Linked DNA regions of Homo sapiens: region 1 is linked to region 2. A link is a contact called in ENCODE Hi-C data. All regions are on one chromosome and are shown on one strand. The core of a region is the stretch at or near the end of the contact, and the rest is flanking DNA. Distances in the headings are between cores, read along the strand shown.

Region 1 (7,382 bases), core at 1,945-4,444, 570 kb before region 2:
AATAAAATCTGTTTTTTTAAAATGAGAAATAAAAGGACATGTATGTATAAGTCCTGGTTCCATGGGATACTAGCCGTGTAAAAGTGAACTGGTTATTTCATCTGTTTAATCTTCCATTTCCTCAACCATAAATGGGCATAATTGTAGTAGCTACCTTATAGAGATTTTTTGAAGATTAAATAAGAAATGCTTATAAAGAGTTTAGCACAGTACCTGGCACATAAAGGATCATTAATGTTGTTGCTGCTGTTCTTGTCGTTAGCTGACTGTGACACAGCTTGGGATATTTTTATTTACAAAAGAAGCTGTGTAATAAGGTGGCCAGAGGTGGAAGGGGCTAATGTAGAGATGGCAAAACTGACCAAATGTGGGGCCAAACTGGGAGACTGAGAGTCTCATAGTGCAGGACCAAGGAAGGAAACCTGTTGCCACAGGCCCAAAAGAGTGGCTGCCGGTTGTATGAGCGGTGGGGGGCGGTGGGGGGGAGGTTAGTGTGGCTTACAGGCTGGGATGACAAGGGTGCTTCAGGGAGTCACACAACTAACAGCCTTCCCCACTTGTGTCTTGGCATTTCTACAATTTTCAATACAATTCATCACTCCCTTACATTCTTGCTTGCATTTCCGTAGGATTTTATACCATGCAGTTCTTTTGCCTCCCAATCCCCAAAATAAGTACTCTCCAGGACCAGTGCTCAGCATTTCTCTCCTCATCCTCTAGGCAGAAGCTAAAAACTACATCGCCAATTCTTAATGAGGGCACTACTGGCATCTGGACAATTCTCTTCCTGTAATGCACTGGACAGCCCAGTCCAGCACACTACAGGAAGCAAACATCACTAGGCCTGAGCACTCAGTATCTGTAGCCCACCCACCCCACCTTCCCCATCATGATACCCCCAATGTTCATAACACTTTCAAAGGGCCCCTTTGGAGGGAAATACTACTCTCCCAATTGGGAACCACTGGGCTTGGTCATGAAGCAGTTTAGATTATGTGTATAGATGACAGAAGCTAAAGGCAGACTCCCAGGCTCAGAGTTCTGCTCTAGAAAGCTCCCCTGGTGGCAGCGTGGGGCACGGGACTGGAAGTAAGGAGGCCAGAGGGAGGGTGCTGTGGGTTGAGAAATAAGGAGTGCCTGTGCTTCAGGAGCAGTGTGAGAAGATGCTCAGAGAGAGAGAGAGAGAGAGTGTGTGTGTGTGTTTGTGTGTGTGTGTGTGTGAGAGTCCATGCTGACGGACAGCAATGTGGGAACAGCAGGACAGGGAAGATGGAAAAAGACTTAGGGCTGCCCTATTTAGGACCCACTGATTTAGAAGTGCCTGTGTACCACTGAGGTGGAGGAGACATGAATTTGACTGGAGCTCAAGAGAGCTAGAGCTGTGAATACAGATGTGGAGTCACTCACCCACAGATGAAGGTCAAATCCCTAGGACTAATGAGATGCCCAAGAAAAACGGGAGGAGTGGGCAGAGACCAGAGGCCAGGAAAAGAATCCTGGGATGCAAGGACTGGAACCAAGGCTGGAGGAGAAGATTCCCCTGCAGAGATTGGTAAGAAATGAACTCAGAATTTACTGAAAAACAAGTCAGGAGAGAATTATGTCCAGGCAGTCAGGGGACAGCGCAGTGGCTCACGCCTGTAATCCCAGCACTTTCGAAGGCCGTGGCGGGTGGATCACCTGAGGTCAGGAGTTCGATACTAGCCTGGCCAACATGATGAAACCCCATCTCTACTAAAAATACAAAAATTAGCTGGGTGTAGTGGCGCACACCTGTAATCCCAGCTACTCGGGAGGCTGAGGTGGGAGTATCACTTGAATTGGAAGACGAAGGTTGTAGTGAGTAGAGATTGTGCCACTGCACACCAGCCTGAGTGGCACAGTGAGACTCCCTTTAAAAAAAAAAAAAAAAAAAAAGAATGGAGAACTGCAAAATGTCCCAGAGCACCAGGTAACATCGGTGCTTCTCCACCTCTGCACTACAGACATTTGGGCTGGATCTCTGTTGTGGGAGCCATCCTGTAAGATGTCTAGCAGCTAGCAGCAACCTCACTGTCCATCCCGTAGAGGCCAGCCCCACTCAATGTCTCCAGGCACTGCCAGGTATCCCCTAGGGGGTAAAATCACCCCGAGTTAAGAATTCACTGGATGCAATAAACCTGAAAAGTCCCAGCCAAAATGAGCAGTGAGCCAGGCACTGTCTCCTCACGGAGAACAGCTCCAGCGGGAATGATGGAGGGCAGGTCAGAGGTAGACAGTGAGGTGAAAAGGCAGAAACAGGGAGACTCCAGGAAACTCTTTCCAGAGGGTAACTGTAGGGCAGGGAAAGAGCATGGGCAGGGTACAGAAGACAGCAGAGGCTGAGCCTTAACACCATGTTCATGAGCTCAGGGAATACAGGCCAAAACCTCACGACAGCTTAAAGACATATGAGAGGGAACAAACCATGTGACTCCTCTACTCAACAACCTTCCCAACCTTATCCCTGCACACTGAACCACAGACACAACATTCCACCAAATCAATCAGCAGAGGGTGGTGGCAATGTGGACCCATAAAGCCTATACAAATATTAGTTCTGTCATATGTTACAATTATCCCCTTCAGGTGTGGGATTCCAGGGCCTTGGCAAAATGGCCCTAAACCAATTTGTCTACCTCTATGTATTAATATTTGATCACCGTGGTTTCCCCTTAATCTTCATTTGTCCAAATCCCATTCAGCCACTGACAGCAATTCACAGTTCAGACTCTGCAACCAGACTGCCTGAGTTGGAATCCAGGCAGGACCATTTATGAGCTGCATGCTCTTGGACAACTTACTTAACTTCTCTTTGTGTCAGTTTCCTCTGTATAAAATGCAGAAAACAACAGAATGTACCTTAAATGGTTCAGAAGAATGAAATGAAAAAAACTATACACATGAAATGCTGAGAAAGCACCTGGCATCTAGTAAACTTCCTCCCCACTCCTACTGCTTCAAGGCCCACCTCTCTACATACCAATTTTACCAGGATTGCCCCCCTATCCTGACTCCAACCCTTCTCCTCCCCTCCCTGATGGTCTGGCCCCAATCTTACTTGAGTCCCTCATCATGGGGACTCTTCATAATCCCCACCAGCTGACGACTCAGGAGAGGAAGCCTCTTACTCATCTTAGTGTTTCCGGCACCACTGGGCCCAGGCTTTGTAAAACTCCAGTGCTGAAAAAAGTCGCATTAAAGATACTGGCTCACCAAACCCACACATGACAAGAGGAGCAGAAGTGAAAAAGAGAGCTGTAATCCTAGACAGTCAGACCTGGATGTACTGAAGCACAACAAAAAGAAGTAGAAGAGTGGTTTGAAACTGAGTAAATTCACCAGTCACCTGGGCTGTGACCTTTAGAGGCCTTTAAAATGTTAATTGGTCAATTATTAAGTGTAGTTGTTTTTATCTTGATCCTTCAGATGAAGAGCCTTGAAGTAAACGTCCCTGAAATGTAACCACAATAACCAAATTTTACTAACCCAAGACCAATAAAATCAAATTAGGTCAAAGGAAGATCTAACTAACATTTGCATTCACAATATTCCAACTGTAAATGTTGAGACTGACTTGATATTTCTTTGAAAAGTATTTTCACACTAAAGAAAGGTGGATTAAGAGAGGAAAAATTCTGTGTCTTTTCAAAAAGCAGCAAATATTTCATTTAACCAATACTGAGCACTTCCTACATGCCAGGTCTTGAGCTAAGAGCTCTAATGGTCTAACAGAAGTGCACACATGGAACACAGACAAGGTACCACAGCTGTGCCCCATCCCTGTCCCTTTAACAGTGTTTGTCATGTTCACAGCCATGCTCCACTGTTTCCTAACCAGAAAACCTCTTCCTTGTATGAAGAGCCCCCACTCCAACTTGCCAGCCCTGCTTGTTTATAGTCAGCCACTTTGATGTGGCCTTGTGGGTAGGCTTCAAAAACAAATACAAAGCCAAGAGCATGTTAAATACACCCAGTAATACACACAACAGACACTTCACCCTATGACACACCAGCAGGGTGAGGCTCCCAGGGAGACAGGCAAAATGGGGTAACAGGGTGGACCTCGGGAATAGTCAGAGGATGTCTGACAATGCTTTTGCTGAAGTGTGTTGGCCTCTAAACTCGGACATTATTTCCTTCAAGGCTCGGTTCAAACATACTTTCCTCCCTCATTAGCACCACCCCTGTCCCCGACACACACACACCACACACACACATTGTCCAAACTGGAAAAGCAGCAGGGAATAACAGAAGAGAGGTGTCTGATGCCAGGTCTGCTCCTGATTAGTTGTTTGACATTGAGCAGTTTTGTTTCCTCATCTGTAAAGTGGGGATAAAATGCTTGCCCTATTCAGCTCATGTACATGAAAACACTTTATAAATAGTAAAGTTTCATAAAAATGTTTGCTTATATGCTACCATAATTTTATACCGCTGTATTTCACTCCCCAGATAAATGCAAACTGCTCCAATGTTTTCTACTTTTTCCAATGTTTTGAACATGCCATACAGGTGTTTAGAAAATAAGTAAGTATGGCCAGGCACAGTGGCTCACGCCTGTAATTCCAGCACTTGGGAGGCTGAGGCCAGAGAATCACTTGCGGCCAGGAGTTAGAGAACAGCCTGGACAACATAGTGAGACTCCGTCTCCATGAAAATTTTAAAAAATTAGTTGGGCTCAGTGGCATGTGCCTATAGTCCCAGCTACTCAGGAGGCTGAGGTGGAAGGATCAAGTGAGTCGAGGAAATTGAGGCTGCAGTGAGCCTCGGCAATGAGTGAAACCTTGTCTCCAAACTAAAAACAGAACAGCAGTCCCACAAAGGCATAAATGGAATATAGATTGATCTGACACAATTAAATCTTCAACAGGAGAGATGGGAGAAGGGTATCATACACTTGTGCCACCAACTTCCCTTGGCGCATTAATCTAAACTGTGATAATCTAACAAGCAAAACAGAAAAATGCTCCTTTACACAGAGTTGGCATTGTTTAAAAAAGTATATAAACCTTCCAAGGCCTGTATTTTAGGTTCATCATCAAGTAGTCAGTACCCAGCTTCTATTTCTTCTGCTCAAGTTAAAATAAACAGGGTTCATGTGATTCTGGGCAAAAATCTCAGTTTCAAGTCTGGATAACAGGGTAGCTAGGCTGCAGTCACCTGGGCCAAGCCTATCCTGTCTCCCCAGCTTTCTTACCCTGCATCCTGCCCTCACTTGAGAACTCTGTGCTCCTTACCTATTGAAAGAGGAGGATCACACTGAATGCCCAATGAGCCCAAATCTCCTGACAACCTCATTCACTGAGGAGCCCCATAAACCGGACATTGCTATTTTCAGCTTTTAAACTATGAGTTAAATATTTTTATCCCCCTTAAAACAGCTGCACCATAAGCAGGTGGGGAGTTGGGTGGAATGAAGGTAAGGAGGGTCTTCTTAAGTCATATGAGGCTTTCCAGGCAAAATCTAAAATAGGGATGACTTAGTCACATTCATCCTTGTAAACCCACTACTGCATAAATAAGTGTTTAATAAATCTTCTGATGAAGGAAAGAATGACCCAACCAGACTCAGTCCTCTGGTTGTGACCACAGTAATAGAGAGAGGGTGAACCCATGGGGAGAACCAGCCCAGCTGCTGGGGAGGCAGCTGCAGAGCTCCAGCCAGGTCTCCTAGATTCAGTCCAGGCCTTCTCTGTCGGGACAGAGCCTGGCCCTCACCCTCACTTCCTCAAACTAACATCATTCCTGCTACCCTCCTTGTGGCACCCAGGTACCATTTTTTTTTTAAAGGAGGAAAAAAAGACATTTATGTGTAAGTCCCGGTTCCATGGGATACTAGCTGTGTAAAAGTGAACTGGTTATTACAAATGTAAGGTTTCAAAACTGTTTTATTAGATCGCTGATTATTCCTCTTATGTGGGAACAAATCCCCTTGTTTGCAGAGAGCATGGTCCTCTTAGGGTATGAATTTCTGACCAGTGTCCTCCATCTCCAGCTTCCCGACTCCAGACTGTGGGAGATGACACAGAGCCAGCCTGCCTGGATGTGACTCAGCTCTGCAACTTATTAAAGACCTTTGGCAAATCACCTAACTTCCCTGTGCCTCTGTTTCCTTACCTGTAAAATCCTGTAAAATGGCAGAAATAATAATTTTTTTTTTCAAAAATTTTTTTTTGAGAGGGAGTTTCGCTCTTGTTGCCCAGGCTGGAGTGCCATGGTGCTATCTCGGCTCACCGCAACCTCCGCCTCCCAGGTTCAAGCGATTCTCCTGCCTCAGCTTCCTAAGTAGCTGAGATTACAGGCATGCGCCACCATGCCTGGCTAATTCTGTATTTTTAGTAGAGATAGGGTTTCTCCATGTTGGTCAGGCTGGTCTTGAACTCCTGACCTCAAGTGATCTGCCTACCTTGGCCTCCCAAAGTGCTGGGATTATAGGCATGGGCCACTGTGCCTGGCCCAGAAATAATAATACTAATACCTACCCCAAAAGGGTTGCCATGAGGAATGAAGAAGTTATTAAAGTAGTTAGAACAGTGCTTGGCACCTAAACACCAATTTTTCTTTTTTTTTTTTTTTTTGAGACAGGGTCTTGCTCTGTTGCTCACACCGGAGTACAGTGGCATGGTCATGGCTTACTGCAGCTTCAACCTGCCAGGCTCAAGCCATCCTCCCACCTCAGCATGGGACTACAGGTGCTGGGACTACAGGTGCACGCCACCACTCCCAGCTGATTTTTTTTTTTTTTTGAGATGGAATCTCGCTCTGTCACCCAGGCTGGAGTGCAGTGGCACGATCTCTGCTCACTGCAAGCTCCGCCTCCCAGGTTCACACCATTCTCCTGCCTCAGCCTCCCAAGTAGCTGGGACTACAGGCACCCGCCACCACACCCAGCTAATTTTTTGTATTTTTTAGTAGAGACGGAGTTTCACTGTGTTTTCCAGGACGGTCTCCATCTCCTGACCTCGTGATCTGCCCGCCTCGGCCTCCCAAAGTGCTGGGATTACAGGCATGAGCCACCGAGCCCAGCCCCAGCTGACTTTTTATAAAAAAATTTTGTAGAGGTGGGGTCTCACTCTGTTACCCAGGCTGGTCTTGAACTCCTGGGCTTAAGTGATCCTCCTGCCTTAGCCTCCCAAAGTGCTGGGATCATAGGTGTGAGCCACTGCACCTGGCCAAGCACTGTTTAACTATAAGCAATTGTTAACAAATGCCATATCACTTTATATTACTTGTCATAAAAATCAAGAGATTTTGAACAAGTTTAGAGCAAAGCCACAACCAGGAAGTGGCCATCCATCCTCCTTTCTCCACATTAAGTGCAAGGCTGGCCGAGCCCACCAGGAGTTGGGCACTTCAGTGTT
Region 2 (7,189 bases), core at 1,364-3,863:
GTTGGAGAGGAAGAGACCCAGAAACACCACCATGCTAATAATAAGGAGGAGAAAGTCGGGCCATGTTGGAGTCCCTCTGCCAATTATACAGATCGTGGCACATAGGTGCAAGGGTGGCATGGCAACCTCTGGACCCCTCACTTTCCACTTTCTCTTACCCATTGTCTCCATAGGACTCAGCGTTTTGTTTCCGAAATCTTTCAACTTCACCTGTATGCTGTGCTATTCTTACCCATTCATTGTACATAAATATCTTTTCTGCTGATTAAAAAAATTCAAGAAAGGAAAGAGGGAGAGAATCTTTTTATAATTGATTCCAGGTTACCCTATGATATTGAAGTTATTGAAATTCACTTTTGTAAAAAAGACTTAATATATCTGTTTTAAAAAAAGAGATAGGGTGTCACTCTGTTGCCTAGGCTAGAGCACAGTGACAGGATCACAGCTTACTGCAGCCTAGAACTCCCGGGGCACAAGTGATCCTCCCACCTTGGCCTCCTGAGTAGCTGGGACTACTGGTGCTTGCCACCACAGCCAACTAATTTTTAAATATTTTTTGCAGAGACAAGATCTCGTTATGTTGCCCAGGCTGGTCTCACACTCCTGACCTCAAGTGACCCTCCTGCCTTGGCCTCCCAAAGTGCTAGGATTACGGGCATGAGCCACTGTACCCAGCCTATATCTTTACTTTTAACTCTCTTCCTCTTCTTAGTGGCTGGTCCTTTTCCTGACATATACTGCCTAGAGACTGTATGCATAAAATAGCTTAAGTAAATATTATTTAGAAAGAAAATGGTTTTCAAAAAATCACTTTTTATCTTCTGTAGGTGATTGACGTACTTAGAAGGCCTGCAGAGGCCTACACCCTGTGATGTATATTGTACAGTAGGCTTGGCTTCAGCATAGTGGGAATCTCTGGTTTTGAATTTCTAAAGTGACTTGCAAAGGTCCAAGACATATAGTGAAATGTTGAGTTGCAAATTAGGGTCATGTGCTGGATGGGGCTTGTGCTGGGGAACAGGGTCTGGGCTCACGTGTGAACCAGCAGCCAGCTAACCACAGCAGGCGGCCCCTGAACGATTTTGTGGTGCACTCCTTGTTTTAAGCACTTTGCTCCTTTCAAAGTACATTTTTCTTTCTTTGTGAAAATCATCTAGAAAAGAAAAAGTCCACTTTTGAGTGAGTGATACAGAGAAATCTGTAAACTTGGGGTCTCATTAAAATCTTGCTATGTAGCCCTTTCCTTGTCAGTGTCAACGTGCTCAATTTAAAGTACACACCCTCTCAATTATTTGTCTGTTGTCTAGCTCTTCCTAGGAAGCAGAAGAGTGGTTTTCAGCTCTCGGTGCTGCTTATTGGGGATCGTATTGTATTTTGTAGATTTGGCAATGGGCCCATACATCTGTGGAGTGAAAAGCTCCCTAGGTGATTCTGATGTACAGCCATGGTCAAAAAACATTGAAATAGACAAGTGCATGAAGATCAAAGAGTTGAGGGAAAACACTCAACGATGTCACGTCAGTCCCCAAGAACAGGTACAGGGGCTGTTTTTGCTTAGAGCCGGGGAGGAGTTGCAGAAGCCCCGCGAAATTGGCAGTCCTATTGGCAGTAAATTAAGCTCTCAAGGATTGAGTTCTACGTAGCTTCATTCTCCCAAATGACTGAATAGATACTCCCACCTTGTCCTGAAATAGTTGTGAATGAGAGTCTAACTGTTCTTTGCTACTGAATACCAAAAATACTAGTACTTTAGCCAAACCCTTTCTCTGTTGCTTAGAAGCTGCTGAATCAGTGTAGTGCATTTCTCCTATTTTATCCACATCCCCCAACCACATAATTAATGTGATCAAAATAAACTGACCCCCACCACATCCCTGGAAATTTACAGCAACATTAGCATGTCAAAGGCTGGGAAAGTCCTGTAGTGAACAAGACAAAAAACCTTTTAAAAACTTTGTTTGCCCTAAGCTTATTTGCATAGGAAGATACTTTTTGCTCCTATACCTACAACTGAACAGTTTTTCCTTAACACCAGTTTGGGAAAAACTGCCCAAGTCACTTTTTGATTCAGCAGTTTTCTTAGAGTTAATTTCTGACAGCTGAACCTCTCTTTAAAATCCTCTTTGAAGTTGGACTGAATTAACAAATGGAAGGCTTGGCAAAGCAGTTTACTAATTCATAACTCTATCCCTCAGCTTTCTTTGTGTTGCTAAATACTATAATCTTTGACCCGAAAGGAAGAATACTGCTAACAAGTAAATATTTAAAAGGTCCCATGAAATATAATGTGCATGAGTTTGTGCCTGGGGAGACCGTCTACTGGAAGAAAGAAATGACTCACTTTTCATCTCCTAATGAAAGTGAGTTTGTTGTTTTACAGTAGGTTGAAAGGAAGTATTTTGAGTGCTAAGGGCTAGATTTCCTTTTATTTTTAAGTTTAGTTAGCCGTTGGCCTCACTGATTTGAGAATTGCATGTTAAGTCATAATTCCTAAGTGCGTCAGCACTCTCTCTCTGTATGAGTGAATTAGCATGATTGTGAATGAATGAACTCTGTGCTACCAAAGCCCAGCATTTGGAACAGTGAGAGGAAACGGAAACGTGACTCACTGATGTACTTGAAGACTATGAACGGGGAATCACGAACTTCAGAGCCAGACCTGAAGCATGGGAGAGTGGGCAGAGCCTGGACTGGGGCAAGGACAACGGGATTCTAGTCCTAGCAGTGCTCCTGACTGCCTCCGTGTCAGTGCTGGAATCACAGAACCCGTCTACCTCCTGTGATTAATAGGACATGTGAATTATTTGTCACTCGGATCCTTTACAGTTTCAGGATTCAATAAGTCTTTGAATTCTACTGATTCTCTGGTTTGTGTGGAAGTGGGTGTGTATGTTTTAATGGCTTTCAGATGGGATTCATCCAGGCTCCATTAAATCAACTTTATTTTTAATTTTGAAGTGAACTGCCATGACAGAGTTTGGCTAGGAAAGTCCATAACAGAAAATGAGGAAGCAAGTAAACTGATTTATAAGGCTGTGGGCAACTGACTTCCTGTGGCTGTGGCATTTGGTATATAGAATGATATATATGTGATGCTTTTGGAGAAAGGTTAATTATTGTCTACAGGCAAAATTTTTGCTCCATCACAATTGCTTTTAAAAAGCTGAAATAGCAGCTCCTAGCCACCCTGTTTCATATGTCTTACGATATTTAGAAAATATTTAGACCAGCCCACTAAAATATATCCACACACCTTTTTCCTTAAGGGCAATTACCTGCATACTTGTCAGTTTTCACTCTTTAGTTCTGGATATGTAGGGGTTTTTTTTGTTGTTGTTTTTTGTTTTTTGTTGTTTTTTGTTTTTTTGTGCGACAGTCTCGCTCTGTCGCCCAAGCTGGAGTGCAGTGGAGCAATCTTGGCTCACTGCAGCCTCCACCTCCTGGGTTCAAGTGATTCTCATGCCTCAGCCTGAGACTGTAGTAGCTGGGATTACGGGCGCCTGCCACCACCCCAGCCAATTTTTGTATTTTTAGTAGAGACGGGGTTTCCCCATGCTGGCCAGGCTGGTCTCAAACTCCTGGCCTCAAGTGATCCACCCGCCTCAGCCTCCCAAAGTGCTGGGATTATAGGTGTGAGCTACCGTGCCTGGCCTATATAGTTTTTACACAGTCATTTTTGCATATGAAGAATCTTGTGTTCTATTTTCATTCAGTTGTTTTCTTTCATGCAGGCTAAATTGACCTTGAGATGTGGGTGTGGGACCTATTAGAAATTACCTGTGCAATCTTGAAAAGTGATAATATGGGTATTTAATATTGTGTTTTGGGGAGCAGGAAACTGTAGTTTTCTTGAGGGTGATAATTAAATTCTCTTTAGTTTGATTATAGCTATGAGAATGCATTTATTGTCATGGAATAATTGAGCAAAAAACCCAAAAAACATTTTCAAATGGGAACTTTCAAAGTTACAGTCGTCTCCCTTTATCCATGAGGGATAGGTTCCAAAACCCTCGGTGGATGCCTGAAACCATGGATCCTATGGAACCCTAGATACATTATGTTTTTCCAATCTGATAACCGAGTAGTCTGTTCAGTAACTCAGGAGAGTGTGTGTCCACAGCATGGATCCGCTGCACAGAAGGATGATCCACGTGCACGTGCAGGGCTGGACAGAGCAGGACGGTGGGAGATTTCATCACGCGACTTAGAACCGCGCTCAATTGAAAACTTATGAATTAGCTGGGCAGGGTGGCTCACACCTGTAATCCCAGCATGTTGGGAGGCTGAGGCAGGCAGATCACTTGAGCCCAGGAGTTTAAGACCAGCCTGGGAAACACAGGGAGATAGCTCTACCAGAAAACAAACAAACAACAACAACAAAAAAATCAGCCAGGCATGGGGGCGTGTACTTGTGGTCTCAGCCACTCAAGAGGCTGAGGTGGGAGGATTGCTTGAGCTCTAGAGGTGGAGGCTGCAGTGAGCTGTGATCAACACACCACTGCACTCCAGCCTGGACAACATTGTGAGACTCCATCTCAAATAATAAAAGAAAAAAAGAGAAAACTTATGAATTGTTGATTTCTGGAATTTTTCATTTAATGTTTTAGACCACAGTTAACCTCAGGTACCTGAATTCAACTGCAGAAAGCAAAACTACAGATAAAGGGGAGGGACTACTTTAAATAATATTTGAAAACTTTCATAATTTTATCCCTTTTTTCTGCAACTTAAGCCACAGTGTAATATTTAGCACCAGTGTTTCCCCCCTTGATAACTGGTATCAATAGCCCCTTACCTATTCCTTTTGCTGATTATATCCTGCACATTCTCAAGTTCAAAAAGATAGGTCTGAGTGCCTCCTGAGTGCTCCATGCTTGCCCCATACAGTCACTAGGTGGCAGTATTGCTGTTCTTTTTCTTGAGAGGAGGCGATTCCCAGAGGATTGCCCGAGATCAATGGTCAATACACAGGCCTGCTGAAATCAGGATTAGAACCCAGCCCTGCCTGATTCAAATATTTGTGCTATTTGCCTCTCTCTGTGTTGTTCCAGCATATTTTTGAGAGGGGAAAGGAAAAGACTAAAGCTTTGCTTCTTACATTATCCAGTAAAATTTTATTGACCATCCACAAAGTTAAATTTTTTCTTAAGGAACTGATTATCACTGATGGACAGGTGAGGTGTCAGTGGTCTGACATCAGTAACCCACGGTGCAAAGGAGGGAAATCCCATATGACCAGGCTTCCTGGTACTATGCCGATTCTCCCAATGGAGAGGGTAAACAGCCGCTTCAAGGGTCAGGGATGATGCTGAAGAGTATGGAGAACTGGGGAGTCCATACAGACAGGTTGGACTCTGTTGTTGGGGATGAAATGGAAGGCAGAGGAGCTTGGGTTTCATGAGGCAGAGGCCCCGGGATAGCAGTTTGACAAGATCAGGGCTGGAGTTGGTGGTTGATTGGGCAGGATGTGTAGGCCAAAAGGAAGAACCAGAGGGAAGAGGGGCAGGGGCTTTCCTCAGGGAGTGAGGGGAAAGGGAGAAAGGAGGGGCTTGACTCTTTGTAGTTTTATGCAAAGGGAGGTTATCTTTGAGTTTGGGAGGGAAGGTGGAAGTAGGCTTCAGGGAAAACCTAAAGGTTTGGAATAACCAGAGCAACATGAAAGGTATGAGTAGGCCGGGCGCAGTGGCTTACGCCTGGAATCCCAGCACTTTTGGAGGCCAAGGCCAACGGATCACCTGAGGTCAGGAGTTTGAGACCAGCCTGGCCAACAAGGTGAAACCCTGTCTCTACTAAAAATACAAAAATTAGCCAGGCATGGTGATGGGCACCTGTAGTCACAGCTACTTGGGAGGCTGAGGCAGGAGAATCGCTTGAACCCAGGAGGCAGAGGTTGCAGTGAGCCGAGATCGCACTGCTGGACTTCAGACTGGGCAACAGAGTGAGACCCTGTCTCAAAGTAAAATAAAATAAAAGAGTAGAAATATTGTAGAAAAACACTAGAGGCTGGCAATCAGGCTCAGAGCCAGCCCGGTCAGCACATTCAGTGTCTTCATTTGTGAGGTGGCTGGGGACCCATGGAAGGATCAGTGTGGATGCCAAGGTGCAAGGGCCAAGGAAGAGGGAGTGCTGGGGATGCAGAGGCTGGGGCTGTGCCGACTCAGAGGAGCAGCCAGCTGAGGAGAGGCGATTTGCTGTCTGATGTAGAGGATCAGAGGTTGTCAGCAGAGGGAAAGGAGCGTATTATCTAGAAAAAGAGATTGAAGATGCAAAGGAGGAAACCAATTCATTCCTACTGTGAGAAGGAGGTGGAATGAACAGGACAGGGAAGGCATAGATGAGGGTTTAGGGTAAAAGGAGGCTGGGGAGGGTACAGGTAGAGAGACTGTCACAGGCGACCCTACTGAACCCTCTGTGTGCTGAGCAGCGAGGGGCAGGCGAGTCTCTGCCAAGCCTCTACATTGCTGCCTACCCTGAGCACATGGTGGAAGGTGACTCCTCACCTGTGGGCAGGTTATGGCAGTGCCGTAGTGCACAAGCCAGCCAGGCCCCCGCTTGGCTCGTGAGGCCCCCAGGTGATTCTCTGGTCCTCTCCTCACATGCTCTGGTTGTCTAGGGTGGGCCCCGGGTCTGTATTTTAATAAGCACCCCGCATCATTTAGGGATCAGGTCATTTGATATGGCCCCTGGGATGCTGGCACGCCCTCTGTGCTTTCTCCTTCACGCCTCACCCATACTGTCCCATGAACGCACAGGATACACTTCTGAGTGTTAATCTCCAGGTTGTTGAAGCTAATGGATACTTGATTGCTTTCATTTTATGAGCCACCCTCAGATGTTAGTTGGATGCAGGATCCTTTGCGGGTTCCTACTGCAATTTTGGCGGGTGTTAGGATACAAATACTCCCTCCCTGATGGTCCACCCACCAGTTCTCTTCCTCTGCCTGTTTTTCTTGAGAATGGGTTGTTCTGTTCTGCCACCTGCTGGTCAACTACAAGCACTGCATGTCGTGTTCTGAGGGTGGCTCCATATGGAAGGCGGGATTTCAAACATGATTTTCAGTGGGGTGTGTGGATGAGGTAAAAAGTCTTATTTCGAACAGGCAGGGATACTAACCATGATACTAACAAGAAGCCGTTAAAAGTCTTATTTCTAATAGAGCCATCTGCTCTAAGTCAAACCATTTACCCT

What was found. Hi-C counts contacts between places; a loop is a spot of excess contacts on that map. Pooled maps may share reads with other maps.
Region 1: a map with no recorded cell type shows a loop between it and region 2 (9-fold over the local background). The contact joins two enhancer-like sites. A Hi-C loop is called at or near these places in 3 of 37 single-sample maps with no recorded cell type and 5 of 50 pooled maps.

Annotation. Positions count from the first base shown.
Region 1 is chr6:139,157,888-139,165,269 of GRCh38, reverse strand. The region is part of intron 1 of HECA (hdc homolog, cell cycle regulator); the gene reads right to left. It also overlaps a transcript of TXLNB not described here. Among named protein-coding and RNA genes, the nearest start is that of HECA, 26 kb to the right of the region's middle. RefSeq lists an enhancer at 1,205-1,704. Within about 2 kb of position 3,194, at least 8 of the 41 ENCODE cell types and tissues checked have a DNase peak (open chromatin) inside an H3K27ac peak, as active enhancers do.
Region 2 is chr6:138,588,780-138,595,968 of GRCh38, reverse strand. It overlaps a transcript of NHSL1 not described here. Among named protein-coding and RNA genes, the nearest start is that of NHSL1, 93 kb to the right of the region's middle. RefSeq lists enhancers at 2,365-2,434, 2,463-2,757, 3,743-4,243, 4,244-4,744. Within about 2 kb of position 2,613, at least 22 of the 41 ENCODE cell types and tissues checked have a DNase peak (open chromatin) inside an H3K27ac peak, as active enhancers do.